Regions from separate parts of the Mus musculus genome. Here region 2 is linked to region 1. The links are chromatin contacts, found by Hi-C or POLR2A ChIA-PET in ENCODE. All regions are on one chromosome and are shown on one strand. Each heading gives the region's core, a stretch centred on a gene start or an enhancer-like site at or near the end of the contact. The rest is flanking DNA. Distances are from core to core; before and after follow the strand shown. Region 1 holds the start of Xkr8 (X-linked Kx blood group related 8). Region 2 holds the start of Rpa2 (replication protein A2).

The links. Hi-C counts contacts between places; a loop is a spot of excess contacts on that map. ChIA-PET counts read pairs that join two places held with the same protein, here RNA polymerase II (POLR2A).
Region 2: a loop to region 1 is called in a map of heart, with 3 times the contacts of the local background. The contact joins the promoter of Rpa2 here to the promoter of Xkr8 in region 1. A Hi-C loop is called at or near these places in 2 of 37 maps with a recorded cell type or tissue (heart and v-Abl transformed pro-B cells). POLR2A ChIA-PET finds 5 or more read pairs at or near these places in 4 of 5 experiments (Patski and embryonic stem cell).

Annotation. Positions count from the first base shown.
Region 1 is chr4:132,728,096-132,734,145 of GRCm38, reverse strand. It overlaps Xkr8 (X-linked Kx blood group related 8), which reads left to right and starts at 1,600. Exons shown (of 3, transcript NM_201368.1): 1 at 1,600-1,973; 2 at 3,074-3,270; 3 at 5,576-6,050. The coding sequence starts at 1,681. Smpdl3b (sphingomyelin phosphodiesterase, acid-like 3B) reads left to right here. Exons shown (of 8, transcript NM_133888.2): 8 at 387-1,180. The coding sequence ends at 752.
Region 2 is chr4:132,763,860-132,769,647 of GRCm38, reverse strand. It overlaps Rpa2 (replication protein A2), which reads right to left and starts at 1,288. Exons shown (of 9, transcript NM_011284.3): 1 at 1,182-1,288; 2 at 862-968. The coding sequence starts at 1,191.

The sequences.
Region 1 (6,050 bases), core at 351-2,850:
GGCAGTTAATGGTGCCGAAGCACTGTGGCAATGTATCAGGAGCCCCTCATATCGCCACTGGGCAGGATCCAGAACCAGGTTCAAAGGTTTCCTTTTGCCAGCTGGAATCCACTACCTAAAAATGCTACAGTGGTTGGGAAACAAACATTCAAAATGAAGGGAGGGGGGGCGGGGGGGCACTTCAGATTCAAACCATAACGACCTCTTTAAGGCCTCCATGTCTTCACCAGGAAAATGGGGGTTCAGATGCAGTCACCTCATTGGAACCAAGCTCAGGGTAACAAACAGCGGCTGTTTGATCGATTTAGAGCGCCTGGGGAGAAGTTGGGTTGTGGGCAGAACGAATCAACTGCTCGTTGCTGACATACCCTGCGCCTCTAATCCAGGACTTGGTGACTTACTTCTTGAACCTGAGGCAGGCGAATGTACAAGAGACCCCACGGTGGGAGCAGGAGTACCGCCTGACGGAGGCCTACCAGGTGCCGGATGCCAGCGTCAGCTCCATGCACACGGCGCTGACCCGCATTGCCAGTGAGCCTCACATCCTGCAACGTTATTACGTCTATAACTCGGTCAGCTACAACCATTTGACCTGTGAGGACAGCTGCCGCATCGAGCACGTTTGTGCTATACAACACGTGGCTTTCAACACTTATGCTACCTGCTTGCATGGTCTTGGTGCCAAGCTGGTGCCTGGTTTCCTGCTCATACTGACTCTGCTGCCAAGCCTGCACGTACTGGAGGTGTTATGACTGTAGGCACTGCCAGCCCACCCACTGACTTGGTTCATCTTTCTCCTGGTAAAATTGGGCAACGTTACCCAATGGAGAGAGATGAACTTTTGCCATCAGTCTCCCCCCGCGGAGAGTAAAGTGGGATGGGACACCTGGATTCACCAGAGAGGGCGCTAAGAAGCACAATTTCTTCCAAGTTTCATGTTTTATCCACAAAACTTGTTTGCGGTACATGTCTTGGTGCATTATTCGCTTTAATACAAACATATCAAACCACCATGAACTTGATCACCACAGTGAAGTGAGCCGACGGGAAGATGGGCCTTGGAGATTCTGTGCTTTCGATGTAGTCCCTGCTCAAGGTCTGAACTGGGAACGTACGTGGTGTGCAAAACCCCTTAGTACTTTTAAATAAAAGACTTTTTTGATTTGGTTTTGCAACAGTGCAACCGTGAGGGATCACAGCTGCGGCCGGTAACTCTAAGGCTCTAGTCTTTCTTAATAGCCACTCTTGTTTCCTTGAGACTCAAAAGCAGAATTCAAGCCGGGGGTGGTGGAATCCCAGCACTTGGGAGGCAGAGGCAGGCGGATTTCTGAGTTCGAGGCCAGCCTGGTCTACAGAGTGAGTTTCAGGACAGCCAGGGCTATTCAGAGAAACCCTGTCTCGCAAAACAAAAACAAAAAACAAACAAAAAAGAAAAACAAAACAAAAAGCAGAATCCAAACCAGTAGAGGCCTAGCTCTGCACAGGGCAGGCTGGGGGCGGGGTCTGGGCGGTGGGGCCAGTGTAGGGGCGGGGCCGCGGGCTCGCTCCACCCCGGACGGGGCGAGATGGGGAAGTTCCGCCCAGCAGCCCAGCCTCCCGGACGACTGCCCCGCCCCCTTCCTGCCGGACTAGCGGGGCGGGAGGGCAGGTCCGCGGTTGTGTGGTTGCTTGGAGAGGATCATGCCTCTGTCCGTGCACCACCATGTGGCCTTAGACGTGGTCGTAGGCCTGGTGAGTATCTTGTCTTTCCTGCTGGATCTGGTCGCTGACCTGTGGGCCGTTGTCCAGTACGTGCTCCTTGGCCGTTATCTGTGGGCCGCGCTGGTACTGGTCCTGCTGGGCCAAGCTTCGGTGCTGCTGCAGCTCTTCAGCTGGCTCTGGCTGACAGCTGATCCCACCGAGCTGCACCATTCGCAGCTCTCGCGTCCTTTCCTGGCTCTGCTGCACCTGCTGCAGCTCGGCTACCTGTATAGGTGAGTGCCCGGCCCTTTGAAAAAGTGGGTTGACAGCCATCAGAACCAGTTCAGTCTTCTTTCCTTGGGCGGAGATGAAAACACAGGGCCAGGAACAGAGGAAGGGAACATCAGGGTCTTGGAGTCAGAGATGCCCCTCACCTTTCTTGTTCATTTCTGTCTTCTGCGAACGTTTGCTTCCCCGTCAAGGACTGAAGAGGGTCCGGCTTGACTCATCCGTGTCCCCGGAGTCAGCCAGGAGTAGACATAGACTGGTTCTTGGAAAATATATGTGGATGGTGTGTGCTTTTCTCAACTGGGAAGGACCCAGGGTCAGTCTAAAGTGAGGACAGTGAGACAGACAATCCCTGGCGCAAGTGCTGGCCTGAGAACTTTTTCTTCCCCGCCTCTCCCCCGCCCCCAAACTGTGACTAGTCCCTTGGGTTGTTAGATAGGAGAAAGCGAAATCAAGGGCTCAGAATCTTGTGATGAAGGCAGGGCTTCATGGTGTGGGTGAGGCTGGGCTAGGGTGGCCGGATCCGGAATCTTGTGGAAGTCTCAGATCTTGGGAAAGCTGTATATAGTCTCCAGCTTGCGGGGAGGGACCTCTTGAATGTTTGCATTTTGCCTGAACAATTGTATCATCTTGAGTACAGCTCAGATGACTGCGAAGGAGAGTTATTACAGGCAGGCCCCAAGAGAAGAAGGTGTTGGATCCCTTGGAGTTACAGGCGAGGCACCTCATGTGGTGCTGGGAGCCAAACTCTGGTCCTCCACAAGAGCAGTGGATGCGATTAACAGCTAAGCCCTCTCTCAGGCCCCTCCTGTTTACTTCTTAATTCCATCTCCCATCTCTGAAATGGGGCTCTTGTGAGTAGGTAGGACAGGGTTGTGATGCGCCTGGGATCGTACCTGACCAGCAAGAGTAGAAGTTGAGTTTGCCCCACTTTACGGACGAGGAAGCAAGTTCCATGAGGTTAGTTAGGTGGCTTGCTCCAGGTTCCGTAGCTTTTAAGTGACAAGCTAGGATTGAAGTCTGCCTCTGTGCACTCAGCTGTAGGAGATGGACGACGTCACAGAAGGTTGACCTGGCCCTCCGGGCACCTGTGTGTCCTGCCTAGGTGTTTGCACGGAATGCATCAAGGGCTGTCCATGTGCTACCAGGAGATGCCATCCGAGTGTGACCTGGCCTACGCAGACTTTCTCTCCCTGGACATCAGCATGCTGAAGCTTTTCGAGAGCTTCCTGGAGGCGACGCCACAGCTCACACTGGTGCTGGCAATTGTATTGCAGAATGGCCAGGCGGAATACTACCAGTGTGAGTGCTGGGCCCAGGGCTGTCACTTTTGCCGACTCTTCTCTCCTCTGCAGGTGTTCTCACTCTTAGGGGGAAAAAAAAAAAAAAAAGAGGGTGCCTGAGTGATAGGCAGCTGGTCTGGATTCAAGCTGCATGAGCTTGGAACAGTGACTCAAACCATCATTCGTTGGTTCTCATCCGAGCACTGGGCGGAATAAATGTGTCTATCCTTGGGAGTTAGGGGAAGATGAAATGTGGGGAATTGCATGCATATAAAGTACAGGGTCTTGTGTGCATGTGTATATGTACAAGTTTGTGTGCATTTTCAGGTACATGCAGAAACCAGAGGTCAGTGTCAGGTGTATTTCTCAATTGCTTTCCATTTCTTATTTTATTTATTAAGGAGGAATTTTCTTTTTTCTTTTCTTTTCTTTTCTTTTCTTTTCTTTTCTTTTCTTTTTTCTTTTCTTTTCTTTCTTTCTTTCTTTGTTTGTTTCTCTTTCTCTCTTTCTTTCTTTCTTTTTTATTTTTTGAGACAGGGTTTCTTTGTATAGCTCTGGCTGTCCTGGAACTCACTCTGTAGCCCAGGCTGGCCTCAAACTCAGAAATCTGCCTGCCTCTGCCTCCCAAGTGCTGGGATTAAAGGCGTGTGCCACCACGCCTGGCAGGACAGCTGTTTCTAAACATTTATGCTTAGACCAGGGGTCTCTGTCATCCCCATGGGACTGAGGCAATGGCGTCCTTGACATGGTTGTGCATGCGTCGGTAATACACATCCACTCAAGACATCATTTGATCCCCACAGAGTGCCTTCATATACTCATTTCTTCTTTGTCACTCTGCTGGGGACGCAGCTGTGAACAAGATCTACAGATCCTCCACCCAGCCAGTAGCCTTAAAACAAATAGTTACACTAGGTGTACCAATTGACCAGAAGAGGCAGGTGGCAGGGCCCCCTAAACCCTCAGAGGAATCTTACAGTGAGAAGCCTTGGGAGAGACTTCCTCAAGGCCACGGGCCCAGCCTGAGCCTAAGCAACGGTCTGCCTCACACCTTATTGAAAGCCCAGGCCACCCCTTTCTGTTGCCCATCACTTCATTCCTCATTCTGCAGTGGCTCTCCAAGGAACCTGTCTTGTCATCACTTGCCGTCATGTTATGTCACATAAGAGGGAGGTGTGCAGAAAGGTGGCTGCCCTTTCTCAGCACTTGCTAGGAACTTGACATTTGTTTGAGATCAGAGTCAGGTTGAGATGGTCTACACTGTTGAGGAGACAGGCTTTTCTCTACTTTTGATGGAGCAGACATTTATGTACCATGCTTTGGGCCACCTGGAGAATCCAGATAAGCAGAATAAGTTTTCTACCCTCCAGGAGCTCGAGGGTAGAATAAAGGTCAGGCCATCATGGTGCAGGCCTTGAATCTCAACACTTGGGAGGCAGAGGCAGATGAATCTCTGATTTCTAGGCTAGACTGGTCTAATGAGTGAGTTTCAGGACAGCCAGGGCTACACAGAGAAACCTTGTCTTGGGGATGGGGGTGGGGGGTGGGGATCATCAAACTAAAAAAGGAGGTAATTGGGTTAATGGGGTAGGTAGGTTGTTACAGAGGCCTCTGACAGCAGAGTGGAATCTAGGTGGGTGGGTAGCCCCAGAATTTATTTGGGCTGGGGTTTGTAGGGTAAGGAGTTGGCAAATAGTTAAGAGATGGGGATAAATAGAGCTTTGATATCAGGCTACAAGTGGGCTCCGAGGACGCAGTAGGTTATCAGTAAACTCCTGCTGAGTGGATACCTTAGAGGAGATGAGAGGAGACACTTTGTTAGGTATGCCAATGTTACTCTCTTCTTGGAGGCCCCGGTGCCCTAGGCAGTGCAGAGCTGGGACACGAACCCTATCATCAACACCTAGATCTTGGAAAGTCAAGATAATGGCCTAGGCTGGACATGGAGGCAAGTGAAGAGGGGTGGGCTGGCCATCACTCCCAGTCCTGAGGAAAGCTAGAATTGGAGGCCTGTTACTACGCTCTGAGACATGTCACACATCCTCTCATACTTAAGAATATCACTGGGACAGCATTTGACAGCAGAGCACTGACCCCTCGAAATGTTCTCCCTCTTCAACTGTTTTTTTTTCTCTTTTTTCTTTGTGTTTCCTTTTCTCTCTCTCTTTTTTTTTCTTTGTGTTTCCTCTTTTCTCTCCAACTGTCTATTGAGCAAGCTGGGGCTTTTAAGACCTGCTTCTGGGTTTCTATGAGGGTTCCTGCGAGTCTGGGGGTTGACAGGCAGGCTGCACCCAGGCTGACTTTTCTCTTCTTGCTCATGGTAGGGTTTGGCATCAGCTCATCCTTTCTTGGCATCTCGTGGGCACTGCTGGATTACCATCGGTCTCTGCGTACCTGTCTTCCCTCCAAGCCACGCCTGGGCCGGAGTTCCTCTGCTATCTACTTCCTGTGGAACCTGCTGCTGCTGGGGCCCAGAATCTGTGCCATCGCCTTGTTCTCAGCTGTCTTCCCCTACTATGTGGCCCTGCATTTCTTCAGCCTGTGGCTGGTACTTTTGTTCTGGATCTGGCTTCAAGGCACAAATTTTATGCCTGACTCCAAAGGTGAGTGGCTGTACCGGGTGACAATGGCCCTCATCCTCTATTTCTCCTGGTTCAACGTGTCTGGGGGCCGCACTCGAGGCCGGGCCGTCATCCACCTGATCTTCATCTTCAGTGACAGTGTTCTGCTGGTCACCACCTCCTGGGTGACACACGGCACCTGGCTGCCCAGTGGGATCTCATTGCTGATGTGGGTGAC
Region 2 (5,788 bases), core at 39-2,538, 36 kb before region 1:
AAAAGGACTACGAAGATGCTCTAGGTTTCTTGATAAAATGGAAGAAGTTAGAAGTATAGCTTCTTTTAGGAGATATTCTGGCAACCAGATGGCAGTCTCTGCAGAAAACCTGGTGAGTTTCGTCAAGCTGCTCATCTTTGGGCATCTTAACAGGAGAGTCAGATGGAGTGGGCAGAGGAGCATCTAGCAAAGACACTTGCCTCTCAAGCCACCTACGAGCAATGTAGTTTGTTTGTTTTTTAAGAAAGGATCTTTTTGGGCTGGAGAGATGGCTCAGCGGTTAAGAGCACTGACTGCTCTTCCAGAGGTCCTGAGTTCAATTCCCAGCAACCATACGGTGGCTCACAACCATCTGTAGTGGTATCTGATGCCCTCTTCTGGTGTGTCTGAAGACAACTACAGTGTACAGGCAGGTGGATCTCTGAGTTCCAGGCCAGCCAGAGCTACAAACACCTCCAAAACACTTGGTCATACAATGAATATGTACGAGGCAGAAAAAGCCCAGCAGATTAAGGCTTAGCGTGTCCTTCCTGTCAGTTACCAACAGGAAACAACCCCAAACCTGTTCTGAACACAGTGGACTCTTGTTCTTCAGGGATTTTTGTGCCCTGGGGACAGCGATATTAAACTCTACTAAAGCATACTTTCGAGTGGTAGGGCCAGGAAAATGGAGGCCGGGCGAACCACTGCAGGCTTGCCAAACAATAAAATAATAAAAACCCTGTTCCCCACTTGACCATACAAAAGACAAGGTAGGTAACGGACAGCTTCTGACACCTTGGGGTGTGCCACCCTCCCGCACGAAAACACGTTCCCTCCTGGCCAGGACACAAATGAGAACGGAGCCGTCAGTCTACGTACCGATTTCTTCTCCGCCTGCGACGGTGTGGGCGACCCGAAGCCACCGGGGGACTGCGTGTAGCCGCCTGCTCCGCCATAGGTGGAGCTGCTGAAGCTTTCGAATCCGCCTGCGGGGAACGACCGTCGTCAGAGTCTGCGCTGCGCTCCCCATCTCTATACCTGGCGACCGCTGTCCCCACCGCCCCAGCCGCGACAATCCCCCTGCCACCCCGCGAACGCCGCCGAGCCCGCCTCGGGCCTCTCGCTCCGTCCCGGCCTTCCTGCGCCAGACTCGCCCACTCCCAACACCCTCGCGTGACTCTCCCCACGCCCGCCATTACTATTCCACATCCTGGTCGCAGTTCTCCGGAGAGAGCGGCCCAAGACGCTCGGACACGAAAACTAAGAACACTTGGGAACTCTGTGCCGCTCTGGCGTGGCAGCCTTCTGGCTACTTTGCACTGGCGCCACAAACTCCTTCCCGCGAAGGGACAGCCAATCAGCGCCCTGGACACATTTACCTTCAGCCAATCAGAACTCATGAGTCCCCTCCTTTTTTTTTCGGTATCAAGGCCAAGCTTAGGAAAAACACCCGGCCCCAAGAAGGAATGGAAGCATGCGCGGCCATCTTTACTGAGGGCAAATTTCCGATAGGACAGTATTCAAGAAAACAACCAATCAAAACGATACTTCCGGGGCCATCCTCAAGCATTCTTCACACACACCCCATCTCCGTCGCATGCAACCCTACATCACTTCCGCCGCTCGCTAGCCCCCTTTTCCCGCCAAACTGCTAGTTTTCTGCTCTTCCAGAACTCCCGAGTTCAATTCCCAGCAACCACATGGTGGATCACAACCATCTATAATGGGATCTGCTGTCCTCTTCTGGTGTGTCTGAAGATAGTGATATTGTATTCATAAATAAATACCTGCGTGATGGTGGAAGGAGAGGCTCAACTGTTAATCCCACTGAAGATGAGTAGAAATGATTAAACAATTTTTGGTCAAATTAAGCAAGCTTAATTTTGTCAGAGATGGCTATCTCGCTAAACTGGGGTTTTGAGAAAACAGCATCGCCGGGCAGTGGTGGCACAGACCTTTAATCCCAGCATTTAGGAGGCAGAGGCAGGAGGATTTCTGAGTTCGAGGCCAGCCTGGTCTACAGAGTGAGTTCCAGGACAGCCAAGGCTACACAGAGAAACCCTGTCTCGAAAAAACAAAACAAATACAAAATGAGAAAACAGCATCGAACACAAGAGGTGAGGTTTATATAACCCCCAAAACTGCAAGAATATGGACATTTTCAAGGGTTATGTAGGCACTTGGTCGAACATTTCAGCATTATTTGGCAGAACGTCTATCAGACTGAAATCAGGGTATAGGGTGTGGAACCTGTCGAAATTCAGAAAGTTGGTCAAGACCTGGTCAAATTAAGTTTTATAGAAAAGAGGAATGGACTTATTTTGGTAGTATGATAAGATGGCTTCAGAACTTAAGGTGGAGTCAGGCTGCTCCATCACAACTCCTACAAGTTGTCCTCTACACACACACACACAAGCACACACTCCAGCACACATGTTCATACGCACACACAGGCTTGTATCCAGGGCATAGATAACATGTTCATGTTTTCAAAGAAAGAAACCCTACCTGGGGGAGGGGTTGGCACACGCCTTTAACCCCAACACTTGGGAGGTGGAGGCAGGTGGATCTCTGTGAATTTGAGGCCAGCTTGGTCTACAGTGTGAGTTCTAGGACAGTCAAGGCTGCACAGGGAAACCCTGTCTTGAAGAAAAAAAAAAGAAAACAAACAAAAGAAACCTCATGGCCATACATGGCCACAGTTAAAAAGATCCAAAGATGTCCTGCTGTCTTGCCCCCAGTTTTGTCTCCCTCTCAGTCTCCCGTGATTTCAACCAGTCATTATATGAGTCATACACCTTCGTCTAAAAGCTGATCGAGCACTAGAGCATGTGTTTAGTTTTCTAGAAAGTATGTGGGTACGTGCACATGAGTTTAGGTGCCTCCAAAGCCAGAGGAGGTCTTGGGGGGTCCCTAAATGTGTTATAGGCAGCTGTCCCTTGGCCGTGTCCGTGTCCATTCTGTAATGCTAACTCAGGTGATCAGCAAGAGCAACATGCCCTCTTAACCCCTGAGCCATCCCCGCAGTCCTGTGTGCTCAGTTGTTTAATGGTCATTGGGTAGAGCACATGAGGGGCAAGCCTGCCGACCTGAGCTCTAAACCCTGAACACACAAAAGGCCAAACGCAATGGCACATCTGCAATCCCAGCACTCCTGTGGCAAGGAGGACGCTCCTGTGGAGGAGGCCTCAAGTACCAGCTCCTGAGAGTTGTCCTTTGTCTTCCAAGTGTGCACCATGTCTCACACATTTGACAAAGGTTATTTCAAACCATTAAATGTGTGTAGGTGGGTATAGGTGTGTGTGTGCATGTGTGCATAGGTGTAAGTATATGTGCATATGTGTGTAGGGGTGTGTATATATGTATATATATGTGTATGCATGTATGTGTATATGTGTTTATCTGTGTGTGGTTATAGTGGCATTTGTATAAGTGTATGTGTGTATAGGTGTAGTGTATGTATATATCTATATGTATGTGGTATATATTGTATATGCATATGCATGTTTGTGTATATATGTATTTTGTGTATGCATGTACATGTGTGTATATGTAGGTGTACTGGTGTGTGTTTGTGTATATATATGTACATGCGTGCATTTGTGTGTGTATATGTGTACATGTATGTATGTGCTATGTATGTAAGTATTATGTATATGTGCATGTGTATTGTGGCTGTAGTTTAGTAGAAGATCATTTGTCTAGTATGGGCTTGGGCTTGGGCCAAGATCAGAATTTCTGAGGTTCCTTTTTCCTTCTTTTGTTACAGGCTCCCTGTACTGCCCAGGCTGGCTTTTAACTTTCTTTTACTTACTTTTATCCGTGCTTCTGTGTGTGAGTGCATGCTATGTATGTGTGGATACCTAAGCTTTCCAGAAGAGGGCGTCAGGTCCCCTGCACCTGGAACCATCTGACATGGTGGGTGATGGAAACTGAACTCGGGTCCTCTGGATGACTGTCAAGATTTATTTTAAAATTTAAAAAAAAAAAAAGATTTAAAAGATTTATTTCTATATATGAGTGCTTTATTTGCACATACGCCTTCATGACAGAAGAGGGCATCAGACACAATTATAGATGGTTGTGAGCCACCATGTGATGCTGAGAATTGAACTCGGGATGCCTGGAAGAGCAGACAGTGTTCTTAACTGCTGAGCCAACTCTCCAGCCCCAGTAAGCTTTCTTAACCACAGCCATTCTCCAGGCCCTGCTCTCATCTTCTTGGGTAGCTGGGATTACAAACCTGTACTATTGCTGTTTGCCCTGTAACCTTTCACACTGTGGGCTCATTAAGGAGATGCCATCTTCGAAACCCCTGCTTAGATAGAATATATACATATCTTGGTATAAGCTGAACGTCCTAAATTTAACCATTGGCTAGTTATTTTTAGTAAGGCGTGTTGGTGCAGACCTATCCTGGCAACACTTCCTGAGGTTGGAGGCTCTTGAGTTTGAAGTCAGCTTACAGAATCCCCCAATAAAAAGAGAGATTTGCCACCTAGAGACTGCCACACCCGGGGATCCATCCCATAATCAGCCTCCAAATGCTGACACCATTGCATACGCCAGCAAGATTTTGCTGAAAGGACCCTGATATAGCTGTCTCTTGTGAGGCTATGCCAGTGCCTGGCAAACACAGAAATGGATGCTCACAGTCAGCTATTGGATGGAACACAGGGCCCCCAATGAAGGAGCTAGAGAAAGTACCCAAAGAGCTAAAGGGGTCTGCAACCCTATAGGTGGAACAACAATATGAACTAACCCCTGGAGCTCGTGTCTCTAGCTGCATATGTAGCAGAAGATGGACTAGTCAGCCATCATTGGGAAGAGAGGCCCCTTGGTCTTGCAAACTTTATATGCCTCAGTACAGGGGAACACCAGGGCCAAGAAGTGGGAGTGGGTGGGTAGGGGAGTGTGTGTGGGGGAGGGTATGGGGGACTTTTGGGATAGCATTTGAAATGTAAATGAAGAAAATACCTAATTAAAAAAATAAATGTTTGCCTAATATCTGGTAAAAGAGAGAGAGAGAGAGAAAGAGAGAGATTTGTTAATCTCAGCACTTGGGAGGAAAAGGCAGGTGGATTTCAGAGTTTGAGGCCATCCTGGTGTACAGAGTGAGTTCCAGGACAGCTAGAGCTATACAGAGAATCTTTAAGGACCATTTTATTATAATTTGAGAGAAAAATTGGAATAAGGCATACAATTTAAACATCTTTCTTTCTTTCTTTCTTTCTTTCCTTCCTTCCTTCCTTCCTTCCTTCCTTCCTTCCTTCCTTCCTTTCTTTCTTTCTTTCTTTTCCGAGACAGGGTTTCTCTGTGTAGCCCTGGCTGTCCTAGAACTCACTTTGTAGACCAGGCTGACCTCGAACTCAGAAATCCGCCTGCCTCTGCCTCCTGAGTGTTGGGATTAACTGCCCAGCTCAAGTTAAACATCTTAGGAGCTTTAGAGAGAAGGGGGATGCATAAGAGAAAGGTTTTTTTTTTGAGTCAGGTTTTTTTTTTTTTTAAGATTTATGTATTTTATGTATATGAGTACACTGTTGCTGTCTTCAGACACACCAGAAGAGGGCACCAGACCCTATTACAGATGGTTGTGAGCAACCACGTGGTTGCTGGAAATTGAACTCAGGACCTCTTAACCGCTGAGCCCCTTGAGTTAGGCTTTATGAAAGATTCAGCAGTAAAGGTTGGCAAGGCCTTCAGAGAAAGAATGAGAATGTCCAGAGGATCAGAGCACGTGCTCCCAGGGTTCTGGCCAGTAGCCAGAGAAGACAGAGCCAGGTGGAGACGGTCTACACTGTTGATA